2 separate regions of the Mus musculus genome follow, and region 1 is linked to region 2. A link is a loop called in an ENCODE intact Hi-C map of the cell type or tissue named here. Cell type or tissue: gastrocnemius. All regions are shown on one strand. Links, peaks and the distances in the headings refer to the core of each region. The heading gives the core; the rest is flanking DNA. Region 1 overlaps Micu1 (mitochondrial calcium uptake 1). Region 2 holds the start of Mcu (mitochondrial calcium uniporter).

Region 1 (8,000 bases), core at 1-8,000, 230 kb after region 2:
GCTTCTCCCTAAGCACACACCCCCCCCTGGCTTTTAATATGCTAATGTTTGTACCCTCAGGAGGGTACGGTTCCCAGGTTCCCAGCCCAATACCTTCACTACCTTACAGATTAAAGCTCGCCTCAGCAGTTCAAGGCGTCCTGACAGGCAGCAGGTGCAGAGCCCAATACCTTCACTACCTTACAGATTAAAGCTCGCCTCAGCAGTTCAAGGCGTCCTGACAGGCAGCAGGTGCAGACCGATGGGCGCACTCCATCAGTGGACATGATCCCGTCCTCATACCGGAAGTTTCCTGAGGTGGTGGCGGTTGCTTAGTTGTTTTGTTGTATTGTGTTATTGTTGTTGTTTGTATGAACCACGTGGTAGCAACTCAGATAAGAATGAAGTGTCCCCCGGTGGTTTCTGACCTCCTGAAGACACGGTCTCCAGGAAAGACTGAATTTCCTCTCTAGGTCATTTCTCATTTAGTACATAAGAACAACCAACTCTTACTGTGCATGCAAACCCATAAAATTAAGTGTATCACCTCTGACGGGCTGCCTGAGTTATGGAAGCAATCTGCTGAAAACGGTTATGGGAAATTGAACATGACTCCCTCCCTAGCACCTTCCTGTGATGGAACAGTTGGATTCGAGCTGGAGCTTAAGAATGAGCTATGGCCTCTAAATCTCAAAGCATGTCTTGTTTCTGCCAGAAAAGTAAAGGGTCTCCAGGTGCCAGAGCCCCGGTGGAAAGCACCCCAGGATGTTAGCATTAGATGTAATCCCTGGGGGGGGTCCACTCATGGGGGCCCAGCACATCACAGCTGGGGCGGTCGGAGGGGCTGCAGGGCTCCAGCTGGGGTGGTAGGAGAGGCCACATCGGTCAACTGTCAGGCAGCAGAGAGATGAACACAGCTGCCCAGGTCGCTTTCTCCTCTTCTGACTTTTTTTTCTGGCCCAACCTATTGGATCACCTCACCTTCAGAATAGGTCTTCCTCCTCAGTTAGGCCTTCTCGCAGACATGCCCAAAGGTGTGTCTCCTAGGTGACTAACTCCAGTAGTGATGGCAGTGAACATTAGCCATCTTGTTACAGCCCAGAGTTACGCGCAAATCCAGGTGAAAGTGGACTAATTTATAATTATCAGATAAATTTAAAGTCAGAGAAAATCTGTCAGATTCCCAAAAGAAAGGGCGGGGGGGGGGGCTTTTATTTCCTTGTTAGAAAATTTAAAACTTAATTAGACCTCGGCTAGTGCCTCTCCCGAATCTCATTTGAGCAGTGAGGCGCTGTAGTTGCGCAAAGGAATAGCACAGCGAAAAATCGAGGGCAGCTATAAATAAAGTGTGACCTGAGGAGCCTGGGACTTTCCCAGTCATAAACTGTGCCCACGGGCCAGCTCTACTTGCTTCTGAGCAATAAAGGCCAGTGCTGCAGCTGAAATACACTGATAGTCGCTGGTGACTAGCGACTGGGGTGGTTGAGAGCCTGGGTGCTGCCTCTGGAGCCCCTGCTCAGATCTTTTTGTGCAGTTTTGGTTGGTTTTTTAGATTTATTTTTATTTTATGTGATCTGAGTAGTTTGCTTTTGTGTATGTCCTGCATGTGTGTCTACACATGACATGCATGTCTGGTGCCTGCAGAGGTTGGGGGTTCCCTGGAACTGGAGCTACAGACTGTTGTGATCTGCGGTCTGCCATGTGGGGTTCTGGGTTTCGAACTTGGGTCCTAGAACTAGATCCTCTGGAAGAGCAACCAGTACTCTTAACCATTGAGCCACCTCTGCAGCCCCTCTGCTCAGACCTTAAGGGGGCTTGCAATCAAGGTTTTCAGTTGTTAGCAGAATCCTGTTCATTTCTATGTGGGACTGAGTCATCTTTCTCCTGCTGGCTATTGATTCTCCATGGGCCACAGCAAGTCCAGCCATGTAACAGTTCTCGGTCCAGCCATGTAACAGTTCTCGGTCCAGCCACTCCCTTCTTCTAAAATTGCTACAGTAGATTCCTGTAGAAAGAGGTCAGGAGAGTGACCTGCCTATCACCATTGCCATGTAAACTAACCTAACAGCAGGTGTGTTATGTCATATTCAGAGGCCTGCCTCCATTAAACAAGATGGAGATGCTGGGGTAACTCAGCAGTCTGTGTGCCACACCAACCAGTAATTCCAGATATAGCCCTGGCTGTCCTGGAACTCACTCTGTAGACAAGGCTGGCCTCGACCTCAGAAATCCACCTGCCTCTGCCTCCCAAGTGCTAGGATTAAAGATGTGCGTCACCACTGCCCAGCTAGTTTTATCCTTTTTTTAGACTTTAAAAGATATGGGTATGGGGCACATATAAGGAAAGGGAGGTAGGTGAGAGAGAGAGAGAGTGCGTGTGTGTGTGTGTGTGTGTGTGTGTGCGTGCGTGCGTGCGTGCGTGTGTGTGTGTGTGTGTGTGTGTGTGTGTGTAAGCCCACAGAAGTCAAAAGACGGCATCCGGTCCCTTGGTACTGAACCTGGGTCCTCTGGGGAGCAGTACACACTCCTAACTGCTGAGCCAGCTCCCCAGCCCCTCGTTTCTTCTTTGTAGGCTCCTTGAGATATGGACATTGTAACTGACTGACGCTATTAGATCATTAAAAAGGAAAAGGAAACAACTTGGCTGTCATAAAGTTTTAGGAGTGGAAGGGAGTTTAGAAATCGTTTTGATTAAACTCCTACTTTATTGTTCCTAACAGTAAAGTCATTCACTATGGAGGAAAATGACTTGCCCAGATCACAGCTAGTGTGGTACAAACCAGGGCAGAAACTGAGGGTCAGAGCTTCACACCTGTGTTGTCAGTAATGATGGTGATCAGAGTGAGCTGGGATATTAGAAAAGAGACTCCAGGCTGGGCGGTGGTGGTGCACGCCTTTAATCCCAGCACTCAGGAGGCTGAGGCAGACGGATCTCTGAGGCCAGCCTGATCTACAGAGTGAGTTCCAGGACAGCCAGAACTATGCAGAGAAGTCCTGTCTCGGAAAACCATAAAAAGGAAAGTGAGAAGGAAGGGAAAGAAGAAGGGAAAGAGATGCCAGGCTGGAGAAACTGCTCCTCTCTCCCGGCACTGGTGTGGGCGCTCACAAGCATCTGTAGCTCTAGTTCCAGGGAATCTGACGCCCTCTTCTGGCCTCCTTAGGCCCAGGCATGTACACAATAGGCACATATGCAGAGAAAACACCCACACACCTATAATAATGCAAGATTTTTAGTTGTTTTAAAAGATGTTCAACACTTTTAAGTGACAACAGAAAGAGAAGAAAATTCAAAGCAAGGCTCCTGCAGACAGCCTAGGCGGACCGTGGAGGTAGGAGTGTTACAGACATGTAGTGGGAGGGGATTAGAACTTAAAGGAGCTTCAGTTGATAAACTCTGGCAGCTCGTGAAAAGCAGGCAGGCAGTCCCCTGCCCCCTGCTCATCCCTGTATGTTGTAAAAACCTTGTTCTATGAAGGAAATGCTGACCAGGATCCCACTGTCTTAAGACAAAGTCATTAATTTTTAAAGTAAAATTACTCACAGTGTAGGCAAGGAAGCTCAAAATCCAAAATAAATGTTTGCTTCATGAGGGATTTTCCATGCAAAGACCTGATTTATTTTCTCAAATTTAAAGTCACTCAGCATTCTAAAGATTGACCCTGCCTTGACCACATCACTGTGCATATATGATGGGTTTGTAAAACTCATAGGCACCCTGAGGAGGAGAGATGCCTTAGAGAATCGTGACTACTGGTTGGAGACTGGGAGGAGCGTAAGCTGCCAGCACTCAAGTCAGCCGACATTATAGTCCACTGAGGAACAGACCAGAAAAGAAAGGTGACAAGAAGTATGGGTCAACATGATGGCGCAGCAGATGAGGGCACTTGCTGTTAAGCCCGATGACATGAGTTCGATCCCCACCACCCACACAGTAGAAAAGAGAGAAGCAATTCCTACAAGTTGTCCTTCAGCCTCTGTACACACACACACACACACACACACACACACACACATACACACACACTAAATACATGCTTTTTAAAAAATCTTTTAGGTACTGGAGACATGGCTCAGCAATAAAGAGATTGTAAAAATCTTGCAGGGGACCTGGGTTTGATTCCCAGAACCCAAAATTAAGAGGCTCACTACTGCCTGAAACTCCAGCTCCAAAGCTATCTGATGCCTTTGGCCTCTGAAGGCATGTGCACACACACACACACCCTATCTGCTTCCTGGAGACCAAGGTTTACTACCGTGAGCAGCCTATGAAAATAAGCGAGAGTCTTCCAGGTAATTTCGACACACTGAATTATAACGTGTCTATAGCCATCGGTGTTAGCCTTCACTGGAGCAAGCATCACAGTCCATCAAGAGTACAGTGTTATACAGAAGGAGCCCCCCTGCAGATAGAGGGTAGAAGAGAGCAGGAGCAAAACACAGGATACGGCCATCTCCAGGATGCTACAGCCGTCCTGTCCTGGGAGGCTCACTCTGCAGCTGCTCCGGGATGCTGTTTGTGCTCTGGGATGGAAATATTTTTCAGCCGAGGTGCTGAATGAGCCTTTTCAGGGAAAGAGGGAAAGAAGAAGAAGAAGAAGAGAGTCTTTTATGTGCATGTGTCTGAGAGAGATACTGCTGGTGGCCTCTCAGCGGTAAAGGCACCACTGCCCACAGCTGAGAGCAAGACTCCGCTCCTACACCGTCAGAATTTTGAAATAAGTGAAGAAGGCATTACCTAACCAGAAATAATTTCCTAACCAGGCTTAGTGGCTCACAACTCTAACACCAGGGTCCCGAAGGCTGAGGCAAGCCAGACAGTGTAGGCCTTTAATCTCAGCACTAGGGGAGGTAGCAGCCAGTGGATCTCTGGGAGTTCAGGACAGCCTGGACTACAGAGTGAGTTCCAGGACAGCTAGAGCTATGCAGAAAAAAGTCTCAAAGAAGGAAAAAAAGAAAAGAAAAGAAGTCTGAGGCAGGCGGATCCAGGAAGCTGAATTTGAGGTTACCCTGGCAAGACCCTGGTCTGGTCTCAGTGTGTGACTGGCCTCTGATGAAATCCCTCCTGGTATGCCTGTCCCTCTGCACCATAGTTCCAGATCTGAGTGAGGCCTCTGCACTCTCCTGCTGTCCATACTGACATCACTGACCTCCCCATCCCTGCCCCTCACCACCCCACGTCCCACGCTCTCACAAACCACACAAACCGGAAGCAGTCTCCTCCCAGACACAGAGCGCTTGTGTGGCTCAGCACACCAGGTATTTCTTCTCCTTAGCAGTGTCCGGGCTGGCCCCTTCTACTCTGGAACTGTCTCTGGTATGTCTGTCCCGTAGCCTTTCACCTGAAAACATTAACTGCCTAGCCAGGCAGGGTAGGACATGCCTATGGTCACAGGAGCCCAGCAGTCTGAGATCGCCCAACAACACATCTTTAAAAAATAAAATAAAATAAAATAAACTCCTTCCATTTTTAGACACGATGTGATAGGATTTTCAGTAAAGCTAAGCACAGCACTGTACAATGCAATAAACCTTACAACTAAGTCAGCCCGAGCCAGTTTAAGCAAAGAGCCCACTGTGGCTCATCTGAGCTGCGCTTGGTTTTGGTAGGTAGCACTTAGTGTCAGCTAGCGGGTGGGGCCGACTGTGTCACCTCGGACAGGCAGGCCGCCTGATCACACAGAGGTTGTCAGCAGCCTGTACCATGCAGAGCCAGTACCACACAGAGCAGGCGTTGTCCTCTTACTGTGAAGGCGCTGGCTGTGTTGCTCTTAGTTCTCCTGAATCTTAGTTCTTTCCCCACCAGTCACCCCAAAACTGTGTCAGAATGTGTGTGTGTGTGTCTGTGTGTGTGTGTGTGTGTGTGTTCCAGCTGCCAGGGTGGCTTAGAAGTTACAAAACAGAAAAAAGACACATTCAAGAAAGGACCCCCATCTTCCCCTCACTCCCCCCTCCCCCCACCCCCTCCTGTGTAGAAGCAAGCCTTCCCAGGGCTGAAGTATCGTCCCCTCCCCCCACCTCACCTTGGCAAGCACAAGCCAGCTTTTTAATTTTCTCCCCTGCAGTCCAGTAGGGCATGACTGACTAATCACATGACAGACCAGCTCAGGACATCACCGTAACCCGCAGGGTCACCTTTCCACACACCTTCACAGGGGGAAGAGACAAGCAGCTCTAACTGGGTCGCATGGAGAACAGCGCCCGCCCCTCACCCTGGGCCACCTCTGTGACTTGTGCTTTTCATGAGGTTGTTGTCCTCCTACACATTTTTAGTTGTCACTTCAGTTGTCAACGTGTGTTCCAAGGGCACAACGTGTGACCCTCACTGCAGAACACAGTCAGATCCGTGGTCTATTGGGTACCGCCAACCCCCAGTCCTGGCTGTCACCCCTCCCTGACACAAGGCACTGAGGGTGCCCTAACTTGGCTTTTCTTTTATCTGGACTCTGTCCCTTTAGGATGACAGAGGTGGAAAGGAACTGGTACCATCCAGGTGAGAGGCCAAATGTGTATAGGGAAAGAACAGTGGAATATGTAGGCTCTGCAGCCACTAGCTTTGTGACCCTGGCAAGTCACTTAAGTCCCTGGGTCTCTCATTGTCTCTGTGTCTTCTGGCTCTAAGAGCCTGTGGTTTTATGTGGACCTGTGAATTTTATCATTCTGAGTGGCCTGAGTGCATGGTAAATTTTATGTAACCTAATTTCTGACGTATTATTTTATCACAGAAACTTAGCATGAGTCTTTCCACTGTTGAGGTGACCAGTCATGGACCACACCAGATGCACCTGGAACAGTTCAGACGCTGCCCAGACTTGTCAGAACAAAGGGCAGCAGATTTTGAGTGGCAGGATTTTGCCGAATCTCCCCCATCCCAACCTTAAGTGGATGTAGGTCCCTGGGAAGATGAGTAGAAAGGTCACCTGTGATCCTTGAGAACCTAAGCTGTCTCTTTCCTGGGACCCTCAATTCCAGCACTCAGGAGGCAGAGGCAGAAGGGTCTCTGTGAGCTCAGGCCAGCTGGGGCTTTACAATGAAACCCTGTTGTAGTGGCTATTCCTGGTTGTCAACTTGACAATATTTGGAATGAACTACAATTCGGAATTGGAAGGCTCACCAGTGACCCTTATCTGGAGGCTTGGAGATCCTTATCTGGATCTTGGTTTGAAGATCTTGAGCCATAGTGGCTATGGATTCCAGAAGATTGAATCTCCGAGTTAAGGAACACACCTTTAATCTGGGCTATGCCTTTCATCTGGGATTAAAGGTGTGGTGGAACACACCTTTAATCTGGGCTACACCTTTTGCTGGAGACAATATAAGGACATTGGAAGAAGGGAGTCTAGCTCTTGCTCTTGCTCTTGCTCCTTTGCCTGCTTGCTGCGTGAGACTGAGTAACTGCTAGATCCTTGGACTTCCATTCACAGCTGCGACTGAACAATTGTTGGGAATTCGGCTGCCGACTGTAAGTCATCAATAAATTCCTTTACTATTTAGAGATTATCCATAAGTTCTGTGACTCTAGAGAACCCTGACTAATACAGAAGTTGGTACCAGGAGTGGTTCTAGAGTAACAGAAGTACAAGGATGAATCTTTTAAAATACTGGAATTGGCTTGTTGATCCACCAGCACTTTCAAATATTGAAACCTCTCCAGATTCTCTCCCTCCTGGGAGCTCAGAGAATTTTGAAGACCCATGGTTGAAACTATATTCCGAACTTAAAGAAGCTAATGCCCTTGATTTTCTTAATGAATTAGGTGATTCAGTGCACAAAGCTTTCTACAAGATGGGGAAAAAATCGAAAAATGATTTTACTGGCTGGCTGCTCTTAGTATCTGTGGAAAAAATGATGAATGAAAGGAAGGAGTTGTGTGATAAAATCGAAAGGCTCCAGACACAAGTAAACGATCTAAAAGTTGCTAAGTGTGTCCTTGAGGAGAATCTTCTCTCTTGTAGCAATAGAGCTCAAGTTGCAGAAAATCAAACAGAAACTCTCATTGTAAGGTTGGCTGAACTACAGAGAAA
Region 2 (16,556 bases), core at 1-8,000:
TCATTAGGGGCTCTATGTTCCATCCAATAGATGACTGTGAGCATCCATTTCTGTATTTGCCAGGCACTGGTATAGCCTCACAAGAGATAGTTATATCAGGGTCCTGTCAGTAAAATATTGCTGGCATATGCAATACTATCTGGGTTTGGTGGATGTATATGGGATGGGTCCCCAGGTGGAGCAGTCTCTGGATGGTCCTTTCTTTTGTCTCAGCTCCGAACTTTGTCTCTGTAACTCCTTCCAAAGGTATTTTGTTACCCATTCTAAGAAGGAACAAAGTATCCACTCGTTGGTCTTCCTTTCCCTAACCTAAAGAAAGAGATGCCCATGAACATACAAGAAGCCTACAGAACTCCAAATAAACTGGACCAGAAAAGAAATTCCTCCTGGCAGGTGTTTCTTAAGCTTGATGCGTATCAGAGAACACTTGCTCAAGCCTGACTCACGCTCTGCACTTACTCTAAGAATTACACCCTAGATAACTTTTTTTTCCAACTCACCTTTTAAAACCAGTGTTAACACTTTAGAGCAAAATCCACAACCATGTAATTTAGAAGGAAAAGAACTGGACGGGGGAATAGAGAAAGTAACAGGCCTTCTCAGCTCTGCATTCACGGATACCATGAAAATCCATTCCATCACTCTCAGGTGCCTGCATCCTCTAAGGCAGAGGTCCTCCACCTTCCTAATGCTGTGACCCCTTAATACCGTTCCTCATGCTGTGCTGACCCCCAACCATATCATTATGTTCATTGCGACTTCATAACTGTAGTTTTGCTACTGCTATGAGTTGTAATGTAAATATTTGTGTTTTCCAATGGCTTCAGGAGACCCTGTAAAAAGGTTGTTCAATTCCCTACCCAGGGGTCATGACCCACACGTTGAGAACTACGGCTCTAAGGGCTTCTGGGTTCTGTTCTAGAATTACTTGTGTACAATAATTATAATATTCCGAATAACATACTCTAGTAGTTTAAATGTGTCCATGAGCCCTGGCTTAGCATTAATCAGTCCAATTAAGAAAAAAGGTTCAAAAGCTGAGCACATATCCTAAAATAGTAAAATATATTCTTGGCCTCAATCCCAGTGAAGAGTCCCATAGTGGCACCATACTGTAGAAGACCTAACAGGAGGTATGTGAAGCCCCAACATAAGATAGAAAGGTTGGCTGTCACTTTATTGTCTTTGACTACATAATTCTTAATGGTGAATTTTCTGTTTAGTTTTTTTTTTCTTGTATGAAGAGTTTCACAGAGCATAAGATAAAGTTCTCGGAGCCTTAAAATGATCAAATAATCAGAATTTGATGAATAAATCCATGTTCATTCACTAAAATATTTTACAGGATTCAAAATAAATAAGATTTTTAAGATGAAAGTAAAACAAGTGTGTTCTAAACCAATTCACCCAGGACCCTCAGTAGTCCAACACTTTAGTAGACAGAAAACAACCTGTTTGGAATCTAATGGAAGCATATATTCCTAATAATCTGGGTAATTGTCGTTATTTTAACTGATTATGAACAGAAAGCTACTGGTCACCACAGAGCTAACAGATTGAGTACACTGTCAATCTGCATCCTGAATGTAATAAATTCTATTAGGATTTAGATTGGAGAACGGAAAAAATTATGAGGCAGGAATCACCAAAGTTAAGATATAAACCAAGCCTTCCATTTAAAGTAAGCTCAATCCCGGCTTTCTTATTTGCCACAAATATAACCTCAGATGTCACTCCTCTGTTTTATTAGATTTATGAAGTGAGGGAGTTAGACTTGCAAGGAGTTTTATTTATGTCAGTGTCTGGCCTGAAATGGACCTTAGACATAAGTGGAATGACTGGGGGTTGTTATGGCTGAAGCTCAGACGCAGAATCTGCTTAACAGTGCATATGTATGGAACACTTGAGGCCAGTGCTGAAGCCAGCTCAAATACAGAATTTTTGTGCATGAATGCAGCATAGAAAGAAAAAAAAAAAAAAAAAAAAAAAAAAAAAAAAAAACAGAAACTGACCAGGAGAAACTCAAGAGAATTAGGGTTTGAGACTAGAATTCTCATCCAGGATCGCATGCAGGAGGATCACTGCAAGTTCAAGACCAGCTTGGACTGACTGCATAGGTAGCTGGAAGCCAGCCTTGGCTGTATACTCCCCTCGGGAAGGTGCAGGAAGTGGGGCAGAGGGGATCTGTGTATTAAACAAAGTAGCCTCAGGTAAGTTGCAATAGTATTACTGCCAGGACACTGCAAAGTGTGGAGAGGAGGAGCTACAAATTGTAACAGTGTAACGGCAGCTTATGATTTTGTAACTGGGCCCAGAGGCTGACCACTAGGAACTGCCAACATTCAGGCTGTCCTAATCCCCGGTGAAGCGGTTTGATTTAGCAAAGGAACTGCACAGCCCACAGTGAAAGGCAGCTCCCCTCCAAGGAGCATCTTTGGAAATAGCAGCCACCTTCACTAATCACACAGGAAGGGTCGCAACAAACAGCTATAGTCACTGTAGGTGCTCTGGAGTTAGATCATAGCAGGCTCTTTATACAAGAAGTAAAGCCACACTACATGGTGCAAAAAACAAACAAACAAACAACCCTGGAAAAGCCATTGATCTTTACTCCTATGTATTCCATTGACAGCTGCTCTAAAGTCAGAGTGCATGGATGCACATTTTTAGTCTCAGCTAGGTGGGAAACTGAGGCAGGGGGCATCCCTTTAAAGCCAGGAACTAGAGGACTGCCTGGGCAACAAAGTAAGGCTTGATTTCAAACCCTGTGTTGGAGAGAAGGCTGGACTACATTTTAATGGGGGAGTTATGCTTATAACTGTGCAACCACGTTGACCATTTTATTCAAGTTCTATTTGATCTACGCTCCTTTTAAAACGATGACTCTTGGCTGGCTGAGCACGGTGGCACATGCCTATAATCCCAACACCAGAGAGAGGAAGAGCAAGAAAAGAGGCCACTGGACCTCCACTATATAGTGAGACCCTGTCCCAAACAAACAAACAAACAAACAAATGTGACTCAAGCCAAGAAGCAGCAGCAGCTATTATTAGCTATGACCCTTGGCTCCAATTTGCTGTCCCTACTACTGCTGAATAGGAGTGCCACAAGCTGGGCTTGTGATCGGGTTCGATGCAGACTGCCATCTGCTGCACACACGGGATGTGTCCGCTTGGCCCCAGTGCCTCCCCAGGTAGGATCAAGTGGTTTATTCCATAGTCTCCTACCACATGTGTCTCAAAACCATATCCACTTAGCGATTCCTACTCCTGGAGACTGTGGAACACAAAGACTTCCCTGGCAGACAAAGGGTTAATTTTATAAGAGAAGGGAGAGATACAAAGGCAACTGTAGTTTAGGATACAATAAAAAGAAGACCAAGAGGGCAGCAGTCTTCTCAGCTGCGCAATCTTGGCCAAGTCTTTCTCTTTTCTGGGCCTCAATTTCAGGCTTGAAATATCAAGAGTTAAATCCGTAAGAGGCATCTTTCAAACGGAATGCCACATGAAGAATCATAGAAAATCGGATGGGGGTACCTTCATGATGGCTTTAGAGCAACTGGAACAGAAATTCAGAATCTGCTTCTACGTGTTGAAACAAGCACGTTCACCTCTTTTCAAACCTTGGACTCCTAAGTTCATTTACAAGTCACCATTTCCATGACAACACTTCTGCCCTTCAAAAATAACACTTCATTTTTAATTGTGCTTTCAGTTACAGATTCAGTTCATCACTTTTACCCACCCCAGAATAGCACAGAAGAATATTGTCTGAAGTAGCTCTACAAGGAAGACACACACAGAGACCGGTGCATCTGAGGCACACATTTTCAAACACCACTTGAATACCACACCCAAACAGTATTAAGAACAAACTGCAAAATCGGAGGATGCTTCATTGGAAAACAAAGATAGCTCGGGAAATTTTCCAATAGTTCAGAGGGAAAAGACTGCCATCACATTTTGGGGGTGGCCTGTATGTCTTTCAGAGAACATAACTGGAGGCTATCATACATGCAAATCAGAATTGAACTATAGAAAAACTCGGCTCTCACCCAAAAGCTTTAGCAAAGCAATGTCAGTATGCCAAATATGAAAAAGTACAATCTTCTCACAAGAAGGAAGCTCAGGTCCATCACTACCACTAATAATAGCAATACTATCTTGTATTCTCAGCGCCTCGGTTCTTTTCATAGTGCGTTCCCACAATTTTATGCTACCACAGGTCTAGGGCTATCCTCTCTGCAAAGCTCTAGTCCTTTCCTCTTAGGAGACAGGGAAACAGAACAAGACAGATCATGATGCACGGGCTGAAGGCAGCACCTTCTCTATTGGGCCAGCTGCAGTGAGCCTTCTCATCACACTACACAAGTTCACCTTATGAAATTAAACCTACACTTGTTCTCTCAAGAGTTGGCCAGAGACCAACACATATGGGCCTCGAAAGTCCAAAGGAAGGGAACCTGCTGACCTGTTAGGTCAAGAACTCCATGCCAAGCTCAGGTACCATACCGCCAACACTACACATACACACGCCCCTGGGCTACTGACAGAATTCCTTCTTTGCCAAGCAATGAAACCCGGCAAGAACTGATTAATGGAATCACTAAATCTCTCCCTCTGTGAACAACTTGCCATGCCGCCTCTCTTGTGCCTGCTGCCCTTCCTTTGGGCACGCGTGCACAACCCTCGGAAGGGACCACCGGGATCTTTAAGAACCCGAGGGGATGGTGTTTGCCTCCTGAAGCAATGCAGCATCCACCTCGAGGAAGCAGAACACGCACAGGCAGGGGACCTGATCAGAGAAGGATAAAGTTTGATTTTCCTCCCTGCGTGTTCCTAGGGGGCCGGGAGAGGGCGAGGCAGCAGCCTCCTGGGGTCCCGGGGTGCTCTCCGGGGACAGTTCCCAGCAGCATGGCACTGCCACTCTCCTGACACACCGGCAACCGCGGCAACTCCGGACGCTCCAACCCGCCCAGAGGAGGTGAGAAGGGGACAACTTGCACCGGGCTCAGTTCGGGAGCATTGGAGCAAAGCTGTCAGAAACGACGGAAGGAGGGACCGAGCCCGGAGGCGGGTCAGGGAGAGGTTCAAGTCCCGTGCCTTCCCCGCCCTGGCGTCCCCAGTCCTGCGGGAACATCCCTGCTGTCGCCCCTCCTCCTCCTCTCCTGCCTCCCGCCCGCCCTGCCTTCTCCGCCGCCGCCGCAGGCGCTGAAGGACACGGCGGCTCGGTGGCCCGCCACCCCGGGGCGGCCGCGAGTTGAGGGAAGTCGCCGGGCGCCCCGGCCTGCCCGCGGCTCCCCACGCCGCCCCGCCCTCCCCGGAGCCGCGCTCGCTCACCGTCCGGTGCTGCTGGTGCGGCCGGTGGCGGCTGACGCCCAGCCCGGGAAAGCAGCCGGCAGTCAGCGCTCCGCAGCCGCCGGCGCCCCCGCCGCCGCCCCGGGAGCAGAGCAGCAGCAGGAGCGATCTACCTGCGGCGGCCGCCATCTCTCAACTGGAAACGGCGCTGGCCCAGGCAGCGCAGCGGACGGCAGGGGCGTGGCCAAGACCCGCCACTCAGCCTCACTAGGCCAATTGCAGTCCTGAGTCAAGCCTCTGAGGCGGGGCTTCCTGCAAAGTCCAATCAAAAGGCGGGAGAATCCCGGCTTCGGGCTGTCTGTCACTTCCAGAGTTACCTTACGGGCAAATTCTAGGGGACCGGTCTCTGGCGTTCGAGCCTCTGGGAATGGAGCAGTAAGGGATTGCCCGTTCGATTTGGCTAATCTTTACCAAGTGACTTGATAAGAGAGCTAGGGGAAATAGATACCTGTGCAGAGCTTGTTCCGAGTTGAGTTCTGAGTGTTCTAAGTTGTCTGCCTAAGCACCCAACTGGTCATTTTAAGGAGGTTGGCTACAACTCTCGACCGCATGTCTAAAGTTAGCATCCATAACAGATAGCATTTGGATGTGCCGAGACTAACCCTGAATTGTAAAGTTATCCAATGGCAGTGCTGTGTAGCATGGTATTAGGTAGAATGGTTGTAGCTTCAAACTCCCAGGATGAGTACCTGCCATTGGGCTGAATGAACAGAACGCTACACAATTGAAACATCTGATTCTTTTCCCCAGCACCCTTAGATCCGCATTCCTCTCTAAAAGCAACACTGTTCGTTACCATGTTTGACCTTGGTCTCCCTTTTAAAATAAACTACAAAAACAGAAGACGCCAGCAATGTAATAAAGCCATGTAAAGATGAACCAAGTTTCATAATTTTGCTAAGATAGCAAGTAGAACACAGTTGAGAATAACTTTTTTTTGCGGGGGGGTCGGGGATACGGGGGACTGTCATTATGTTGCCCAGCCTGACCGGCAATGCTCTATGTAGCCCAGGATGACCTCAAACTCACCTCCAACCTCACCATCCCCAGTGCTGGGGGTTATAGGTATGGACCATCACACCCAGCGTAGAATTACCCTTTTTGTTGTTGTTGTTGTTTTGTTGTAGTACTTCGGATTTTTGTTGAGATTAAGTCATACTACATCCTGAGGCTAGCCTTGAACTTATGATCGTCCTGCCTCAGCCTCCTGAGTGCTATGATCACAAGCATGAACCATCATGCCTGGCTTGGACTGACCTCACTCAACTTTCTCTTGAAAACACGACTTGCCACAGGACAAGGTTTCTCAACCGATGGGTCGCGACCCTTTGCGTCAAAAGTTTTTTTCACAAGAGTTTCCCAAGGCTATCCTAAAACACAGGTATTTACATTATGATTCAAAGCAGTGGTAAAATTACAGATATGAGATAGCAACAAAAACAGTGTTATGGTTTAAGGTCACCACAGTATGAGGAAATGTATTAAGGGGTCACAACATTAGGAGGGTTGAGAACCACTACACAAGAAACTAAGTTCCTAGCAATGGTTCGTTGAATGTGGTGTAACAAAGGAAACCTGCAGTTCCTCTACTTTCTTAGACTTCCGAGCTGTTTCTTATTAAGAGCCACTCAATTCTTTCAGCTCCTTTTTAAAATCCAAGTGGGGGAAGGTTTAGATTTTTAAAAATTCTAATAAACATCACTGTAGGCTATATAACCCTACATGAAGTTTTAAAAATTAAAATTTGTATTACTTGTTCTAATAATATTCTTTAAAGTTTGACTAGAATTTGCTTCCTTGGCCAACTTCTCAGTTAATTCTTTGGCCAGAAAAGTAAGATGGTGGGTTTCTCCTGGTGACCCCCAAAGAGCTTTAAGTTCCACAAGAGAAACCTGGGACCTGAGGAATGAGCTCCATCTCAACAGCTGAATGCAACAAGCCCCCATTTGGAATTCTTGGCATTGCTGGAACAACTTCAGTCACAACTGCCTTTTACCCATCTATAGTTACCAACACAGCATCTCAAGTATTTAGCCATACTGCACATTCCCTTCTCTCTGTCTCGCCTTTGGGTTTTAGATTGTTTTCTTCTTCTTCTTCTTCTTCTTCTTCTTCTTCTTCTTCTTCTTCTTCTTCTTCTTCTTCTTCTTCTTCTTCTTCCTCTCTTCCTCTTCCTCTTCCTCTTCCTCCTCCTCCTCCTCTTCCTTCTTCTTTGATAACTCCAGGCCCTGGCCAAGAGTGTTCCATCTCTGTCTCTGCTTTACACTTTGGGAAATCTCACTAGAATTGCCGTTCTTCTGTTTTTCCAATGTCTACCCTGCACTACTGAGATTTAGTCCTGGGCATTAGAAAAAAGAACCACATTCAGTACTGGCCAGTCACAGTAGCATACACCTGTGATCACATAACTCGGGAAGCTGAAGCAGGAGGACTTCTGTGATTAGGAGGCCATCTTGGACTACATAGCTAGATGTTTGGGGGAAATATAAAACAAAAGAAAACAACCTGGGGGAAAAGTCACAGTGTTTTTTTTTAATGTACATATCTGAAACTAGAGGCATTGCTGTATTCCAAAATATATCATCTCATATCTATGAAAATTAAATCTCTGATGCCCCTACCTTAGGCTACATATAGCATCTACCAGTACACCACGATCTTATAATGTAGATCTAACAATTGAACTAAACAACTGTCATTTATCTTCACCCAGGAAAAGAAGTGAAATAAAACCTTCCCTCGGTGGCAGAGGACTACAGGGACTGGTTGGCCAGGCTTACTACGGAGAAAGGGTTCAGCAGAACGGAGTCCTCAAACCTAAGATGGACCCTTTGCCACTCATGTGTCAGGGACGCGCTGGCCATTCTAGACGTAACACATCTTTAAAGAAGGACACACACTTGGTGAGAAGTTGAAGATAACCTCCATATCTTCCAATAAAGTGCCTGCCAAGTAAATTAGACTTCAATCGCTTAACAAAATATTATCCAACCATATACAAAAGTTAACTATCCACAGATCAACCATATTGGCACACGTGCTACATCCCAGCACTTGGGAGGCTGAGGCAAAATTACAAGTTCCTGGAGTACATAGTGAAAAATTATCTCAAAAAAAAAGGGGGGGGGTGTTGGCATGTTCTTATAATCCAACCTTAGGAAAGCTCAGGTAGGAAGATGGCCAAGTTTAAAGCCAACCTGGGCTACACAGACAAAACTCTAGTTCATCTATCTCAAATATAAAAAATAAACAACAACAAAAAGAATTGTCCTGTCTACACTTTCACACTTAATCAAAAGACCAAGAAATGATGTACTTATTCTTTATTAAAGTAAACTGGGCATAGCGGCACATACCGCTAATGTCAGTGGTTGGGAAATAGAAGCAAGGTCAAGTCTGGAGTGCAAGGCCATCCTCAGTTCCTAGAGTTCAAGACCAGGCTGGGCTATGTGCGGCGCTGTCTTCAGAAAAGAAAAAAGAAAGAAAGAAAAAAAGAAAGAAAGAAAAGAATACAGTAGTTCTGTGCTTTTTTTTTTTTTTTTTGGTTTGGCTGAAATCGTGTATGAGATATAAAACTATAAATAATATAGTATGCATGATTATTTTGAAATCACACTTAACATGGGAGCCGGTGAGTTGACTCAGCAGGTAGAGGGGCTTGCTGCACCTGTCTGACAACTTGAGTTTGGTCTGGAACCCAAGAAAGGTAGAAAAAGAGAACTATCTCTCAAAAGGTGTCATATAACCTCCGTCCATGCTCTGTGTTGTGCACTCACGCACACAATAATAATAATAAAAATAAATATGCAAAACAATTTTAACATCATAGATAGGGCTGAGCATGGTGGCACATGCCTTTAATCCCAACTCGTGATGAGAGGCCAAATCTTTTAAGTTCAGACTCCATTTTAGAGAACCTGATCTAAGTTTGAACTCAGGCAAACAGGCTGGTACCTAGCATTAGTGTCCAAGTTGCCCCCCAACAAAATCCCAGCCTAGCTACGGTCTCTAGGTTAACCCCCAATAAGGCCAGTGTCCCCAGGTTACAACCTCAACAAGACCAGCATCTCCAGGTTATTCCCCCAACAAACCTGCACCCCCAGGTTACAAGCCCACCTCCTGCCTAACGACCACCAATGCAGAGGGAAGCAGAAATTAAGTTTATAATATGACTCCAACACCAGCCACAGTAGCTTTCCAATTAGATGCTTGCACACTTAGCCCCTGCTCGCTGCTTACTATAAAGCCTTGCCCTGATAGATATTCAATAGATATTCGGGGCTTCCACCACCGCCAAAACTATCCTGCATGATGGTGGTGCACTGGGGGATGGGGGAGGAGGTAGCTCAAATAGAATAAAGACCCTGCTGTGAGTTGCATCAGGTCGGCTCCTGTCTGTTTTTTGGGGGGCATCACTAACACTTCCCTGGCACTACAGTGAGAGGCAGAAGCAGGAAGATCTCTGTGAGTTCAAGGCCAACCTGTCCTACCTCAAATGTGTCCCGGTTCCAAACTGGTCAGGACAATATAGTAAGACCCCACCTTTAATTTATATATATACATATATATAATATATGTGTATATATATATATAAAATAACTCAGGTGGTGAATTTAAAGGAATAAATAGGAAGACACGTTGCCTTGGGGAAGTTTTGAGGGACACCTGCTCTTTTAAGTGATTTAAATTGTTCCCACCTGCATATTAATTTTATAATTTAAAAACATGCCATTAAAACATACTCAGTTGAACATTAATTTCTATGCCAATCCTTAAAAAAAAAAAAAACAGATTGCTTCTTTTTTAAAAAAAGCTAAAACGAATCAGAGTGTATTTCTTGGAGCATGAAACTTTAACCCATTTCCCTACTAAACCGTACACTGAAGTCAGCTCCCAGCTATGATTCAACGCAAAGGAATATTTACCCAAGGGTTCCAGAACAGGTAGGGTGGCCAGGTGAAGCACACGCACTGACTTGAGCAAGCAAACACGACGGGACTCTCCTCAGAGATTTGGGGGCTGTGTTTCCTGGTTCACCGATAATGTGAAGTATTATCTGCGTGCTAGCAGTAGTTCTGAGTGAACAGGAAAGAGTACATCCAAACAAAGGGCAGAAGGAAAGGCTGCAGCTTTCAGATGTTAGGGGAGCCCCTCCCTGGGCCGACCCTATCTGTCCTTTATGTTTGCTTCATTCTCTCAGGACGTCATCACACATTTCTCTTGCCTACCTCCGTTAGGAGCAACCTCTCCATCACCACAACCAAGTTCCTGAGACTTCCTCCTTTCAGTGCTCCTTGCTGTTCTTTCTCTGCACAGTAACTATTTCTAGTTCATCTGCACAGTAAATATTTCTAGTCAGTGTAGATGAGAGAGGTTCAACTACCTTTAAAGGCTTCTTTGTATATAACATACACATATATGAAAAACACTGATATACAATATGAGATATAAATATAATGTAGTGTATTATTATGATACGTTATATATCATAACCTATGTAAACTATATTACTTTACATATATACATGTATGTATATACATATGTACATTTACATGTATACATTATATGTATATATGTGTATATATAACATACACAATATATTATATCTTTTCCTCTATATATCTGCTTTCACTTCATCATACACAGAAGCACACCCATGCTCTCCTTGTTTTTCCTTATTCCCTCCAATACTCCCACTTGTCCCAACTCTAACACAGACCGACTCCAAGTCAGAAATGTATTTACTTATCCCTCTAAAAATGCTTGTTAGTGGGAGGCTCAGGCCCTGATTTCCAAAGGAATGACTGACTCCATATTTTATAACTCAATCAGCCTGTGGTCTAATCTTATTTTCTGTCGGCAACATGCAAGCCTCGATCTTTTTTTCTTTCATGCACAGAACCCGCAAGGAGACACTGAGGTGAGCAGGGCAGGAATTGTTCAGGTAGATTGCCTTTGTTCCTGTTTCTCAGAATCCGGGAGCCTGGCAGCAAATTTTAAGGCTGTCTTTCATTTTGCGGTAGATTGGCTCACGCCCTTTTGTAGTCTTTGATATTTACTAGACTTTTGGATCTAGGAAGTCTTTTGTCTCTCTCTAGAGTGACCAAAGCTATTAATTTTGTATTCAAATATAGCACACCTCCTAAGTACATAAGAATTCAGCTCCCATGGCTATGAAACTCAGCACCGTCCAGAGTAATAAAAAGACCCGGCTGACATGGAATGGAATCCCAAATAGTGAAGTGACTCCTTGCTTAGCAGTCGCTTCTCATAAACCTGTTTCCCGTGCCCTGGGCTCTCTCAAAAGCCATCCCAACCATCTGTGCTTCTGTAAGTGGGGGTGGGGAATATAACCTTCTCTGAAAATAAACGTCTAGGTAAAACTTAAGTCTCCTTGCAAGCGCCCCTAACTTTGTATCCCAGTAGCTTAGTGCCAGATGTGATAACTGTTCTGTGATCATTAGGCCTTTTGGATTGTTAAAGACCAAGTCTGGCATAGCCAAGGATAACCACATACTAGCTAGCGTAACTGATAGGAGATGCTACAAGAAACTCTCACTAGACCTGTCTGATCACTATAGTTTGACTGACTCAGCCACAGATCTCCTACATGTATCCTGCAGCAGAATTCCTCCTGTCAAGTGGAATTTTTTTTTTTTCCTGCAGTGGGCTATCCTGTAAGAGAATTCCTTACGTGGAACTATCTTTGTCCTACGGGACTCCTCCAGGTTTAGGGATGCCAATCTGGCAAGTTACCTAAAGCTAATTCCAGACAATGCCAGTTCTTCCTTCAACTGTCTGTTCTTCACAACACTTAAATTTATAGACAGCTCCGATGAGACTATCTAAAAGAATTTCACAAAGCAGAATAGTCTAAAAGAACCTTCGTGGGCTGGTTTCTAGCCACACGAATCTGCCTACTTCAAGGTGAGATACATCTTTAATATCATGCTGAGTTTGGCCCAAATTTCAGCTCCTCTGAATCTAAACTAAGTTACTGTCAAAACTAATATATTTCTCCTCAGTTTGGATGGATTGGACACCACCATCATCAGGACTGACTTCCAGGGGAAAGCGTGAAGGTTCTGGGTCATAGGCTGCAGTTGGTGGGAAGCAGGGGGTAGAGGAAGTTGTGGGTGGGAGCGTGGGCTTTGCCAATGAACAACAGGTGCAAGCACGGCTCTTTAAATTTAGCCACTGCTCTTGGCATCCTGTCTCCAGCATCCCGTCACTTACGGCAACTACTGCTGATTTGGAAAGGATCAAGGGACAGATAGGAGGAGGGATCCTATTTGTTAAAGTCAAAAGGAGGGGAGAGTTAACTTTTACAAAAACCAGCCAAAGGAATGGAAAAACAAAAAACAAAAAAACACTGGCCCTCGGAAAATATACACAGTTAAAAGGAATGAAAGGGGAGGGAAATTATTCAGAGATGATAATCATTAGCAAATCATCCTTAATTAAGCACTTTGAAAGTCACTCTTAGCTGCCAGAATGTGGGAGCAAAAATCACATAAGATTTGGATGGAAACTCAGAAAATAATAACTAGTAATCCCAAATGTGGGTGAGAGAAGGGGGATAACCTGGATAGGTCAGTGCATTTATCATCCCATAAGCCTGTCAATCAAATGGAGGCTCCCATGCTAGGAAAGCTAGGCAAAGGTATGAGACTCAAGCACTCCCCGAATTCTTCTTGCTTACGCATTTCTTTTTCTGAGATATTCACTTAATTCTCATAACCTTGACCTTGAAATGGAACCCATTTTTTTCCACCTAGCATTTACCCATCACTGAAACGAATGAAAAGTCTCCCTCTCCCCCACCCTTGGCAGGGGACCACCACTATCATGAGTGATGCAGTAATGATGCAGAGCAGGAAGTTCATGTCTGATCATCTGCTACAGAGGATGTCCTTCACCCTGGGAAGGCAACGGTAGAAAAGACAGGAATTCGAGAAAGGCTAGCCAAAATGTACAAAACCACACCAGAGGCCATCTTTGGTAGTGGCGGGACAGCTGGCTTCACATGATGGAAGGTTCTTGGCACTATGCAAAGAAGAATGAGCCTAAACGCAGGCTTGTGAGACACAGAGTTTATGGGCTGGAGAGATGGCTCAGCGGTTAAGAGCACTGACGGCTCTTCCAGAGGTCATGAGTTAAATTCCCAGCAACCACATGGTGACTCACAACCATCTGTAATGGGATCCAATGCCCTCTTCTGGTGTGTCTGAAGACAGAGACAGTGTACTCACATAAATAAAATAAATAAATATTAAAAAAAAAAAGACACGGCATTTACTGAATGAAAATGACATGAGCACTTCAGAGTATGTTTGAGGAGAAAACTTTTTATTGTAGATCTGAGGGGGAATTCGGCCAGAGGCATCTGGAAGGGTCCAGACTAAACTGGGCCAAGAGGGGGCTGGGGGGTAGGGAGAGAAGGGGGAGGGGAGAAGGGAGAAAGAGAGGGAGAGGGAGAAACCAAGGGGCCAAGAGAGCACCCAAGAGGCAAGATTATATAGAAATGAGAAGCTGGGGAACCAGCAAAGCCCAGCCCCTGGACAGGAGATGTTATGGGTAGGGGGCGGGGTAGGCAGTGTGGGAGGAGCCACAGGTACCGCCTTGTCTAGGTTTCTTTGGGATCTGACATTTATGAGAAGAAAGACCTCCAAAAACTGGGGAAAGGAATGCAAGAACAGAATGAAGAAGGTTCAGGACACTGCAAAGGCCGATGTTGGTGCTGGCAAAAAGCGAGTGGAGACCGGCTGCAGCTAAAGGCCAGGAGACTCTGGCCTGATCTGCCTCGATGGTGCCAACATCTAAGGACAGTGCTAATAGACTAAAAGCTTGTGTGTGTGTGTGTGTGTGTGTGTGTGTGTGTGTGTGTGTGTGTGGAGAGAGAGAGAGAGAGAGGGAAGACCTCTAGAATGATCTTTGCGTATTAACACAGCATAAATTTAAAGCACACTACTAACACAATAATCACCCAACCAACATTACTGAAGTCATCAAAAAGTTACAGTGGGTTTTTTCCCTTTGTTTGGCTTTTTTGCGGTTGTTTTGTGTTGCTGTTAGTTTTGTGTTACAGAGTCTAATTCTATTTAACTAAGGTTAACTATTTCACCATTCAGAGGGCAAACAAAAAATCGAGATTCTGATTAGATGATTAGAAGACACGATGCCAGGATAGTTCAGGACCTGCCGGGCTGCACAGCGATTTGTAGGCCAGCCTGAACTATCAGAAGAGACTCTGTCTCACAAAAGCTAAAACTTCAACAAAAAGCACCATGTTTCTTTTTTCATGCCTTTCTTTCTTAAAAAATGTCTTTCTGAAGTTGAACCAGGGCCATGGGTGTCCCCAGTGTCAGAGGAAGAGAGCTCAGTGGGTAAACTGCTCTCCAGGTATGTTAGGATCTCAGTTTGATATTCAGAACCCACGTTTTTAGAACCATGAGCATGAAGGTGCACACTTACAATCCCAGCCTTAGGGGATGAGGTGGAGGGAGGCAGAGATGAGGGGACACTGAGGCTTGCTGGTTAGCCTAGCTGAGTCAACAAATCCTAGGTCTGTGCAAAACTCTAATATGCCTACACACATACACGCACACACCATACACACATACATACACATACCACCACACATACCACACTACCACACATGTACACACACATACACATACCACCACACATACCACACTACCACACATATACACATACCACACACACACATGCACATACTGTAACACACACAGACACATACACACACCATACACACACACCACACCATGCCACACACATACAGACACACCACACACACACACATACACATGAACATACCATGCATACACAGACACATACACACATACAAACACCATCTCACACACATACACATACACCTTTCACAGACACACAGACACACACCAAACATACATACACTTAGACACACACCACTCACATATACACAGAGACACACACACAGAGACACAAATGACTAACACACACAGAGTCTTGTCCTCTCACAAGAGGGAGAATGGGAATTTAATGGACTGTTTTTTTGTTTGTTGAGGCATTACAATAAGATCAACATGGTAATTCCATTCCTGGGGCCATTTATTCAAAAGAAGTACATTTTGAACTGCCAAGGCTGCTCAAGCATCATTGAGAACACTGGGATGATGGATTCCAGAGAGCTTCTAGCCAAAATACACAAAGAATTCTTACAAACCATGGGCAAGAGACTTGAATAGATACTTTACAAGAGAAGACTTCTAAACAACCCAGAAAGCAATAGGAAGGGGGCGTGACTTCATTACCAACCAATTAGATACAAACCAAACCCACAATGCTATAGCCCTTCAAGACCAGGGAAATGGTTAAAATGAGAAAGATACAGAAGATGCTAAATTTTCACAAGAATCTGGAACAACCATGAGGCTCATAGGCCAGTAAACACTGATACAGCCGCTGTTACCAGAACACAGATACTGTTGATCAGTTGCACAGAGATGACATAAAATAAAGCGTCAACGAGGGCCCCTTTTCTTAGGTTTAATAATTCCAGTGGACTCCCTTTGTTCGCTCAGCCGCAGGGGAGGGGACTGTGTCTAGCAGTTGTTGTCCTGTAGCCTTTATCCATCAGTTTCTTTCCTGTCTTTTCAATGGCTTAAGATCTTTGTGGCTAGGCTAGGGTGTAGCTCAGTGGGAGAGCGCCTGCCTGGCAGTTTTCAGGCCTTGGGCCTTGGTGATCTGGATCACGCAGGCCAGGGCTGCATAAACTGACTGGCTCTTGTTACTGGAAGTGGACTGTGGCAGTCAGGATTTTGAGATTAATGATATACACCTTTTAAAAAAACATTTTTGTTCATCTTTTGAAATTTTTATACTATACTTTGGTCATATTCTTTCCCCTCCCCCAACTCCTCCCAGATCCTCCACCTCCTTCCTACCCACCCAGCTTCCAGTTCTTTCTCTTACTGTGTGCCTTTAACCCTAGCACTCAGGAGGTAGAGGTAGGAAGACCACAAGTTCAAGGCCATCCTCAACTACAAAGAAAGTTGGAGGCTAACCTGAGCTACAGACCCTGTCTCAAAATATATATAAATTGATAATTATGAAGTAAATTATATTTGTTCAAAGTCTAATATGAGTCAGGCTTGTAGCAGATGTAATCCTATCATCTTGGAGGCAGAGACAAGAGGA

What was found. A loop is a pair of places that touch in the nucleus more often than their neighbours do. Peaks named below come from ENCODE experiments on the same cell type or tissue, not always from the same donor. Only the 100,000 strongest peaks of a DNase experiment are listed, where the experiment ranks them.
Region 1: it touches region 2 in a loop (2.0-fold over the local background); 2 of 42 quality-filtered maps call a loop at or near these places.

Annotation. Positions count from the first base shown.
Region 1 is chr10:59,843,500-59,851,499 of GRCm38, forward strand. All of the region lies in intron 10 of Micu1 (mitochondrial calcium uptake 1), which reads left to right. Among named protein-coding and RNA genes, the nearest start is that of Gm23803, 30 kb to the left of the region's middle. In gastrocnemius, for the core only: a CTCF peak has its summit at 3,128 (motif pointing left); no DNase peak of the experiment used is centred there; H3K4me3 peaks cover 1,461 bases; H3K27ac peaks cover 3,083 bases.
Region 2 is chr10:59,611,185-59,627,740 of GRCm38, forward strand. Mcu (mitochondrial calcium uniporter) reads right to left here and starts at 5,508. Exons shown (of 8, transcript NM_001033259.4): 1 at 5,340-5,508. The coding sequence starts at 5,486. It also overlaps the pseudogene Gm51790. In gastrocnemius, for the core only: a CTCF peak has its summit at 4,809; DNase peaks (open chromatin) are centred at 3,146, 5,140 and 5,564; H3K4me3 peaks cover 3,267 bases; H3K27ac peaks cover 4,037 bases.